Regions from separate parts of the Homo sapiens genome. Here region 1 is linked to region 2. Evidence: read pairs that join two places in POLR2A ChIA-PET (ENCODE). Cell type or tissue: CD4-positive, alpha-beta T cell. All regions are shown on one strand. Each heading gives the region's core, and the rest is flanking DNA. Links, peaks and the distances in the headings are about the cores only.

Evidence for each region. ChIA-PET counts read pairs that join two places held together with the same protein. Peaks named below come from ENCODE experiments on the same cell type or tissue, not always from the same donor. Only the 100,000 strongest peaks of a DNase experiment are listed, where the experiment ranks them.
Region 1: POLR2A ChIA-PET joins it to region 2 with 5 read pairs; 2 of 35 experiments call an interaction of 5 or more read pairs at or near these places.

Annotation. Positions count from the first base shown.
Region 1 is chr22:39,388,686-39,394,063 of GRCh38, forward strand. No RefSeq gene overlaps it. Among named protein-coding and RNA genes, the nearest start is that of TAB1, 8.4 kb to the right of the region's middle. In CD4-positive, alpha-beta T cell, for the core only: no CTCF peak of the experiment used is centred there; a DNase peak (open chromatin) is centred at 186; H3K4me3 peaks cover 510 bases; H3K27ac peaks cover 473 bases.
Region 2 is chr22:39,940,176-39,945,553 of GRCh38, forward strand. The region is part of intron 1 of GRAP2 (GRB2 related adaptor protein 2); the gene reads left to right. Among named protein-coding and RNA genes, the nearest start is that of TMA7B, 18 kb to the right of the region's middle. In CD4-positive, alpha-beta T cell, for the core only: a CTCF peak has its summit at 814 (motif pointing left); DNase peaks (open chromatin) are centred at 776, 2,516 and 3,386; H3K27ac peaks cover 4,482 bases.

The sequences.
Region 1 (5,378 bases), core at 133-5,132, 550 kb before region 2:
TGGGGCTGGTCAGGCCGCCCGCCCTGCTTGACCCCTCTCACCTGATGGCTCCCTTCTCCAATCTTCAAGAAGGTGAAACGTCACTGTGGTCCGCAGAGGGCAGGCCGCGTGTGCGGAGTCGCTGTCATCCCTTAGTGGCCACGCCCGCCTCCCTGTCCACTTCCCGTCTTCGTCGTTGCGGTTCAGGTGTTCGCTCCACTCTGCGGCACCAAAGGCCCGTCACGTGCTTCCCCTGCCCAGACACCCCAAACACCGAAACTGTCATCCGAAGGCCCCGCACCTGCCGCCTGTCGGATGCTGAAGAACGAATCCCAGGTGGAGAGGACAGCACCCCAAAAGGGATGGGGGATGGATTGGGGCGTCTGAGCCCCGTGGAGTATGTCAGCCTTTCAGAGCGACCCGCTCCACGCTGCGATGTGGTCCTTAAGAAGTTAGGGCCGGGCACGGCGCCTCACGCTGTAATCCCAGCACTTTGGGAGCCAAGGTGGGCGGATCATCTGAGGTCAGGAGTTCGAGACCAACCTGGCCAACATGGTAAAACCCCAACTCTACTAGAAATACAAAAATTAGCTGGGTGTGGTGGCAGGCGCCTGTAATCCCAGCTAGTCGGGAGTCTGAGGCAGGAGAATTGCTTGAACCCGGGAGGCGGAGGTTGCAGTGAGCGGAGATGGAACACCCCTGCACTCCAGCCTGGGTGACAGAGAACGACTCCGTCTCAAAAAAAAAAAAAAAGTTAGGGCCGGTCGTGGTGGCTCACGCCTGTAAGCGAGGCCAAAGCTCCAGAACAGCATCTCTACTAAAAATACAAAAATTATTCGGGCGTGGTGGTGGGTGCCTGTAATCTCAGCTACTCGGGAGTCTGAGGCAGGAGAATCGCCCGTGAACCCAGGAGGGGTAGGTTGCAGTGAGCAGAGAGCATTCCACTGCACTCCAGCCTGGGTGACAGGCTGAGCACTCACTCAGCCTGGAGCGAGACTCCATCTAAAAATAAATTAATAGATAAGTTAGGGCTGGGTGAGGTAGCTCACACCTATAATCCCAGCACTTTGGGAGACTGAAGTGGGTGGATCAATGAGGCCAGAAGTTTGAGGACAACGTCTCTACAAAAAATACAAAAATTAACCAGGCATGGTGGCCTGAACCTGTGGTCCCAGCTACTTGGGAGGCTGAGTGGAGAGGATCTCTTGAGCCCAAGAAGTTGAGGGTGCAGTGAGCCATGATCACCACCACTGCAATCCAGCCTGGGTGACAGAGTGAGACCCTTTCTCAAAAAAAAAAAAAAGTTATAATGTAATGGATTGGCCTTCATTGGACTTAAGGGAAATCATTAAACCCTGCAAGGGTTTTAACTGACTCAGGACAATTTGGAGAAATATGAAAACTATTTCAAAGAAATGCTAGGTTTCAGAATCAGGGCTGCTGCATGATTTGTAGGGCCCAGTACAAAATGAAAGTGCAGGGCCTCTTGTTCAAAAAGCAATATTAAAAAATAGTGTAATTTTTGACCGGGTGCAGTGGCTCTCGCCTGTAATCCCAGCACTCTGGGAGACTGTGGCGGGCAGATCACTTGAGACCCAGAGTTCGAGACGAGCCTGGCCAACATGACAAAACCCCATCTCTACAAAAAATACCAAAAAAAAAAAATTAGCCCAGCATGGTGGCATGTGCCTGTAATTCCAGCTACTTGGGAGGCTGAGGCAGGAGAATCGCCTGGACCCGGGAGGTGGAGGTTTCAGTGAGCCGAGATCACGCCACTACACTCCAGCCTGGGTGACAGAGAGAGACTCCGTCTCAAAAAAATAATAATAATAAATAGAAATAGAAATAAAAATACTAAAATATAAAGCACTTTACTTACAAAATATTACATATAAAATATAATAGGAGTAAGAGTAACACATGAGTAACAGCATAAATTTAAGATTATAAAAAATAATATTTTGGGGTTGGGCGAGGTGGTTCACGCCTGTAATCCCAGCATTTTGAGAGGCTGAGATGGGTGGATCACCTGAGGTATGGAGTTCAAGACAAGCCTGGCCAACATGGTGAAACCCCATCTCTACTAAAAATACAAAAATTAGCTGGGTGGTGGCGGGCACCTGTAATCCCAGCTACTGGAGAGGGTGAGGCAGGAGAATCGCTTGAACCTGGGAGGCAGAGGTCGCAGTGAACCGAGATCATGCCGTTGCACTCCAGCTTGGGCGACAAAAGCGAGATTCCCACTCAAATAATAATAATAATAATAATAATAATAATAATAATAGGCCAGGCGTGGTGGCTCACGCCTGTAATCTCAGCACTTTGGGAGGCCAAGGTGGGCGGATTGCCTGAGGTCAGGAGTTCGAGACCAGCCTGACCAACGTGGTGAAACCTCCTCTCTACTAAAAATACAAAAAAAAAAAAAAATTAACTGAGCTTGGTGGTGTGTGCCTGTAATCCCAGCTACTCGGGAGGCTGAGGCAGGGGAACTGCTTGAACCAGGGAGGTGGGGGTTGCAGTGAGCCGAGATCGCGCCACTGCACTCCAGCCTGGGTGACAGGATGAGACTCCCTCTCAAAAAATAAAAAATAAAATAGTAATAATAATATTTTGGTGTCATTTTATATAATACAAAAATAATGCCTTACTAATATGATTTCTTGATTGGTCATATGATTTTTTGGCTCATTCTTTTTGCAAGTTCATTTATTATGTTATTGAAATTTATACTTATGACAACTTCATTTTCCATTGAAAGCTACAACAGCCACTTTTGGCAAAGGCAAGATTACAAATAATTTCTTATACTTTTTATTTTGAGAAGGCTCCTTCTGCCAAGGCAATTGTTGCTGTAGCTGCTGAGAGTATTTTATATGCTGTCACAGTAGGAGAAATTCATGATTTTAAAGAATTTTTAAAAAAATATTTAGCTCTTCATATTGGCCAGGCGCGGTGGCTCACACCTGTAATCCCAGCACTTTGGGAAACCGGGGCATGTGGATCACCTGAGGCCAGGAGTTCCAGACCAGCCTGGCCAACATGGTGAAACTCTGTCTCTATTAAAAATACAAAAATTACCCAGGCCTGGTGGTGCGCACCTGTAATCCCAGCTACTCAGGAGACTGAGGCAGGAGAATCTCTTGAACCCAGGAGGCAGAGGTTGCAGTGAGCCAAGATTGCGCCACTGCACTCCAGCCTGGGCGACAGAGTGAGACTCCGTTTCAAGAAAAAAAATTTAACTATTCATATAAATCAGTTTCATATGTGTCTGATTTAATTTTAAATGTAAACTTATACAACGATGTTTTAATGTTTTCTTTGACATTTTCTATAACTTGTGAAGGTTGTACAAGAAACTGAAAGTTACTTCATGATTTCTATATAATTTTAATGATCTGTTTATGCATTTGATTGCTGGGTCTTCAATAACAAGGAAAACTTAGCTTTAAAACTGCCTTCAGAGTAAGCTTCACATAAAATAGAATTATTTTCTGTAGAATATGATGATCTATACATTTAATTTTTATTTCTAAGACTGTGGATATTTGCAATATTGCAGCAGGCTTTTTTGTTTGTTTGTTTTTGTTTGTTTGTTTGTTGAGACTGAATCTTGCTCTGTTGTCCAGGCTAGAGTGAAATGACATGATGTCGCCTCCCTGCAACCTCCACCTCCCAGGTTTAAGCAATTCTCATGCCTCAGCCTCCCATGTACTGGGATTACAGGCATGAGCCACTGTGCCTGGCCTGCAGCAATTTTCAAAACCAGAGATTCTTTTTCTTTTCCTAGCATCCCCATGGATGCCAGGGCGAAAACCGAAAATTCTAAAACTCTTTGAAGAATCCTAACAGCTCCCTAGCGTGCTTTATTGCGACATCCATGTGTATGTTTCCATGTTGTAATAACTTACTGACAAGGTTTACTGCCTGACTGCTGGCAGTACCTGTCCCAGCATTTAGGCTGTGAGCTATATTTGTGCAGATGTTACAGGCACGGGCTGTTCCATGTGGAGTCTCTTCTCCCACCATGGAGCCCGTGATGGCATGGAGCCGTGACACCCCCACCAGTTTCTTCTGCTGCTGCCACCAATCTGGGCACAGATCCTGGCCCCCACTGTCCCCACACAGCCCCACAGTGTCGCAAACTGTCCAGCCATGTGGGTGCACACAGGGTGGCCAGGCCAATTGCTAGGCAGCTCTGCTGCCCACCGCCTGTCATCCTTGCTGGTCTGAGCCTGCTGGTGCATATGCTTCTTTGTCCCACTGGACTTCCTTTATAAAACACAAGTTCAAATATAAAATGATGAAGAATTTCAAGATGGCGAAATTCAAACAGAAATCAATGCAGAGCATTCAACCAAATGCTAGGTCTATTCTGAGAGCAGGGCAATGTGCGACTGTACGGGTCCCATGCCCATGAGTGCAGTCCTGCTCAGCACACTGATTCTGGCCCCTCTCCATCTCCCCTTTATTTTATTCTGAATCTTTTTTCTTCTCCTTTTAGTCTCCTTGTCAATTAGATAGCTACACTTGACTATGGGCCTGAGCTATGCTGCGTACTTTGTAAAGCATTGTCTAGTTCACTTCTTTTCTTTTTTCTTTCCTTTTTTTTTTTTTTTTTTTGAAATGGAGTCTTGCTCTGTCACCCAGGCTGGAGTGCAGTGGCGCAATCTTGGCTCACTGCAAGCTCCGCCTCCCAGTTCACGCCATTCTCCTGCCTCAGCCTCCCAAGTAGCTGGGACTACAGGCGCCCTCCACCACACCCGGCTAATTTAGTTTTTGTATTTTTAGTAGAGACGGGGTTTCACCGTGTTAGCCAGGATGGTCTCGATCTCCTGACCTTGTGATCCGCCCACCTCGGCCTCCCAAAGTGCTGGGATGACAGGCGTGAGCTACTGCTCCCAGCCTCCTTTTCTTTTCTTTACTTTTCTTTTTTTTTTTTTTTTGGTCGTTGTTGTTGTTGTTGTTTTGAGACAGAGTCTCGCTCTGTCACCCAGGCTGGAGTACAATGGCGCAATCCAGGCTGGAGTGCAGTGGCACAGTCTCAGCTCACTGCAACCTCCGCCTCCCAGGTTCAAACGATTCTCCTGCCTCAGCCTCCCAAGTAGCTGGGATTACAGGCATGCGCCACCACGCCCAGCTAATTTTTGTATTTTTAGTAGAGACAGGGTTTTGCCATGTTGGCCAGGCTGGTTTCGAACTCCTGACCTCAGGTGATCCGCCCCCCTCGGCCTCCCAAAGTGCTGGGATGACAGGCGTGAGCCACCGCGCCCGGCCTTGTTCACTTCTTTCAACACCTGTGATAGGGGCACTAAGATGCTCCCATTTTACAGATGAGGAGCTGGGCCAGGGAGGAGAAGTGGCCCAGCACAGTTATACCGGTGCAGGGCCTGACTTGACCA
Region 2 (5,378 bases), core at 315-5,314:
GGCACAGTAAAGGAATATGTAAGCCTTGGTAGACATTCAGTAAGAAGGGTAACATTTCCAACATGACCAGCTGATTAACAGGTATTCTCTAAGCAGGGTGTCTGCTGGTTTAGAATAGAGCAAAAATATTGTCATCTGAGAGCCCAAAATGGGGAAAGGCTACTCCTTGGTCTCTTGGTGAGGCCCAGCCTGTTTTGTTTTTTGTTTGTTTTTTTTTTTTTTTTCACTTTCCCACTTTATTTTCAGAATAGATTGATTTGGGTCTCTAGAAGAATATTTAAGCAGTGGCTTACAGGCGAGCCATAAGGTAGTTGTCCGTTCTATGCTTACAAATTTTCAAGAAGGGCCATCTGTAACCTTTCTCAGTTTCCTGTTCCTATGTCCAATGCCCAATAAGAGGTAATAAACTAAGGCAGAAAGGCCCCAAACACAGATGTAAGATGCAGAGCAAAGAATAACACACAGTAGGGGTTTCAATACAGGATCATTAACCCAGAATCCAAGCAGGAGTGAGGGAAGTCCACTCAGGAGGAATGGGAACCACCTCTCCAGGCTGCTCAGGAGGAATTTAAGCATCAGACAGTGTGTAGGAGAAGATGACCACGAATTCTTTGACATCTAAGCAATTCTGTATTTTAAAGGTTTGAGTCTTTGAAATGTTAAAATTGATGCGCCTTAAAACTCATGAGAGACAATGAAGACAATCACCGAACCTGTCTAGTTAAAGGTTACCGGGACTCAAGATGCAAAGAAAAGTTACGAGATGGAATTGATGGTTTGGGGTGCACCATTGCCCTCTATTGGATTTTAAATAAATCAGACCTCTTAGTGTAGGTATGTTGCACTATCTCTGGCTGAGTTTGCTGAGAAGTCAGGGCACCTCTGAGTGGGAAGTTAATTGATCCTTTTAAATGGCTCCTTCTGTCTCCTGCTCCTTCCCTGAGGAAATCAACCAGAGTAATGCTGAGGGCAGGTCATTTGCATGTCTTCATTCATCCAACAAACATTTCCTGGCTGCCTGCTAAGCCCGGGCTAGGCATTGTAGAGAATCTAAGAAAAAATAACAACTGCCATTCGTTGGACACCTACTGTGTATCAGAGTCTACGCATTAATACAGAACAACCCCACGGAGTAACTCTGGTGACTCCCATCCCACGGATGTGGAAATAGGACACTCAGGAAGTGGCACATTTTGGATTCAAATCCAGGTTCGTCTACTACTAGGCCTATATTCTGTCCACTAAACTACAACTTTTCCCCTTAAGAAGTTTATAAACTATTAGGGGGAGATAGGATATAGATATAAATGTATATATCAGGGTTTGACAAACTACAGCCAGTGGGCCAAATTCAGCCCATCATGTGTTTTTGACCTTGAGCTAATTTACATTTTTACATGGTTGAAAAAAATATCAAAAGAATAATAATACTTCCTGTCATGTAAAAATGCTATGAAATTCAAATCTCAGGGTCCACAAATAAAGTTTTATGGGAACCCTGCTATGCCCATTCATTTACCATCATCTAAGGCCACCTTCCTGGCTACAAAAACACGGCGAGTCATTGTGACAGAGACTAGATGGCCAACAAAGCCAAAATATTTACTCTCTGGCTCTGCACAGAAAAGGTCTGACAATTCCACATCTGTACTCCAAGGTGAAATGTTCTATATCAACAGGAGAGGTGTTTTTTTTTTTTGTCTGTTTGTTTTGTTAAGTGCTTGAGGAGTTCAGAGGAGGGGAAACAAATGTTTATTTGGCCCACAGTGTGCAGAGCTGGAGGGGATAGGCAGGTGTGCTCTGTTTTAAGACTCAATGCATGAAAACCCTGACTTTAAAACAGATAAATTAAAAGGTAGTTATTTGCATAACAAATTTTCCTTTCATTTTATAAAGCGATTCACCACAGGGTTCCTTTATAGAGTGAGCCTCCATAATACATGCTAATATGATTCCATTTACAAATACTCTATTCATTATAACTTTTCAAGAATATACCTATTGTGTACAGTGAGGCTTAACTGTAATCATTTTTCCTGGCAGTATAAGGTTTCCTACTTCTGAAAAGTGATTAAGCTGACCTTGTCAATTCGACTGGGGGAGGCGGCACTCTCCTCTACTGTCTCCGAGAGGGGCTTTACCTGTCGAACAACAAGGCTGTGGATTCTGTCTCTGCATTGTGTGATGTTGAGTAGCTGGTATAATTTTACATTTTCACTAAGCTCCTCTCAGTAGTAGCAGCAGCCAAAGTCCTAAAGTGTAAACTACTCTCACTATTCTCTTACTTCATTTCGTATACAAGATACACTAATAAAAATTATTTGTTGGCTGGACCACGGTGGCTCATGCCTCTAATCCCAGAACTCCAGGAAGCTGAGGCAGGTGGATCACTTGAGCCCAGGAGTTCGAGACCAGCCTGGGCAACATAGTGAGACCCCGATCTCTACCAAAAAAAAAAAAAAAAATTAGCCGGATGTGATGACACACATCTGTGGTCCCAGCTACTCAGGAGGCTGAAGTGGGAGAATCCTGTGAGCTAAAGAGTTCAAAGCGGCAGTGAGCTATGATCACACCACTGCACATCAGCCTGGTCAACAGAGGAAAACTTTGTCTCTAAATTAATGAACTAATTAATTAATTTTGTTGCTGATGTCCTGACAAATATGTGACAAGCAATTCTTGTAAAAAGCAATGTTTCCCTCTCTTTTTAAAAAATTTCAAGACATTATCTTATCTGAATTACAACATAAACTGGGGCAAGTATTCAGATTAGAGCTCTCCCCAGCAAAATAGGAAGTGATAGCAATTTAGGACCTGTCTCCTTCTCTCACTGGGTCCTGAGCCTGAATCTTCACATAGCTTTGTGGTGTTATGCAATTGCCCTTTGTAAGAGATACATAAAATGGAAACCTTAGCTATTCATAGCCAACTTAGGAGGAGCTGAATTTGATCAAGAAGTTTCTTGCCGGGTGCCATTTTGATGGTAACTACGTGTTTCTGAACAAATCCACTTATAATCTGGGTTTCCAATGGAGGTTATTTTAAAGAGCTGTAGCATGGCTTTTGTTTTCATCCTCTGTGGTGGCTATATTTTAGAAGTAGACAAGCATTCCTGGTATATAGCCTGAATATTTTTTAAGATTTTTTTGGTAGTAAAAGAAGCTCACATGGAAAGGCAAGGGTAGAAAAAATCATGTTCAGGGCAGTCCTGTGTGGCATTACCCTCTGGTGAAGCAGATCCACACTGCATGCTGCTAATGGCTATTGCGTGACAGCTCTTAAAGGGGTAAGCGAGAGAGGTGCAGAGGGCTGGTGAGAAGCAGAGCTAGCACTGAGGCCCTACAAATGGCATCACCATCTATCAGGTTGGCGGGGTGGGGGTTGGGGGCTGCTGCTGGAGGTGGTTTGGCTGCCCCTAGAGGCTGCAGCGTCTCACACTGTATGGGCAGGTAGCATTTCAGCCATTTCTAAAGCCCATCACTGGCAGGGAAAGCACATTTAATCCGTCTGTGAGGTTCTCTAAAAAGGGGCCTCTCTTTTCTTTCTTTTTTTTTTTTTTTTTTAAGATGGAGTCTCACTCTGTCGCTAGACTGGAGTGCAGTGGTGCAATCTCGGCTCACTGCAACCTCCACCTCCCGGGTTCAAGTGATTCTCCTGCCTCAGCCTCCCAAGTAGCTGGGACTACAGGCACACACCACCATGCCCAGCTAATTTCTGTATTTTTAGTAGAGATGGGGTTTTCACCATGTTGGCCAGGATGGTCTCCATCTCTTGACCTCATGATCCGCCCGCCTCCTGGGATTACAGGCGTGAGCCACTGTGCCTGGCCGAGGGGTCTCTCTTTTCAGAAGTCAGAAGCGCTGAAATTGAAAACAGCAGCAAGAAGGCTTCATTGCATTCTTGAATTCAGGCTGTTGCACTCCGCCCCCCACAACTCTGTCTAAATTGTTGCTACCCAGTTTATATCTGCATCATATTTTTTGTTGTTGTTTCTCCAATGCAGTATGTAGTGGTGGCAGGTACAGATCATAAAACAAATGGATAATCAGATTCCTTTTTCCCTGGTGGTAATTTTTAAACTTTTCAAAATTAATGCTAATGGATATAGAGGAATGGGATATACATTTCCATGCATTTTTATGACCAAACAGAAAACCGACCCCTGAGGGTGACATATTTACTATTCTCTACTACTAGGGGTGCTTCAAGGGAAGAGTTTTTGAAGCCCTGTGGTTTAAACAAAAAGAGAACATACCCCACCCCACCCTGAACAAACAGCAGCTGGGCAGATTTCATCTCACAAATGGAAATGGGAGCAAACAAATTTTTTCAAAGCGATTTTATAAAGAGTGGGCCTGTTTAGTTGGGTTTTTTGAGCCAGGATTAATATTACAAGCTGGGGAGCTCTGTGACATGGCTGTGTCGTTGGCTTTGCCATACCGCCTACCTCCTGGGGGAAGGCAGAGGAAAGTGCTGCTATTCAGAAGCAATTTTACTTCTGCCTCGGCCTTCTCACTTCTCACTGAAGTGATTTACAGCCAGCCTGGACCCAGTGCCCAAGCCTGAGCTGAGTTACATGTCATGTTGGAAAGATCTTCCCCAAATCAAGGTCTTATCTAGAGCTTGCCTGGGATATTTTTTCATTTCTAATTTATGTAACTTTCTAATATGTTTAGCATTTGCCCTTCCCTTGTCTCCATCCTGCTTATTAAGGTGAATTTGCATACAAATGGGACCTTGGTCTTCAGGACCATTCACCTGACACTTGATCCCACGAGGCGACCACTGTCTACTGTTGATACCATGAGGATGACCCACAGAAGTCATGTCTCTCTGCAAACTAGAGGCAAGGCCTTAATTAGAAGAAGCCTTGTGTGTTAAAATGATGGGGTGAATCAAATCAGCAAAGGCATTTAGCATTAACTTAGGAGGGCAGAATACTCCTTCCTGTTGAGTGGGTCGTCCTAGGTCACAACAATTTTAATTTGCCTTCGATAGATGGATCTTGAAGAAAGTGTACAAAAAGTATATTTGTGATGGTGTTGTTTGGGAGTACGTTTTGACTCAAAGAGTTAACTGTGACATTTTACTTTGGCTCCTGGTCTATTTTTTGCTTAACATCTACCTTTGAATGGGTAATAGTCATCTCTATAAATTACCTTCGAAAGATTGAACAATTGTGGAGAATCAGAGAAATGAGCCCCTTGCTATCACCCTGTTGCAGTCGGCTTTAATCCTCTGATCTCCTGGCGTTTCACCCTCTCACTGGCAGCCACCTTCCTTATTTACCCAAATCTTGTTAACTTGGGTAGGAATTCCCACTGAGAGGACAAATGTGGTCCCAGTTGACTGGTCGCTGAAAGTCTATTAGGTTGGAG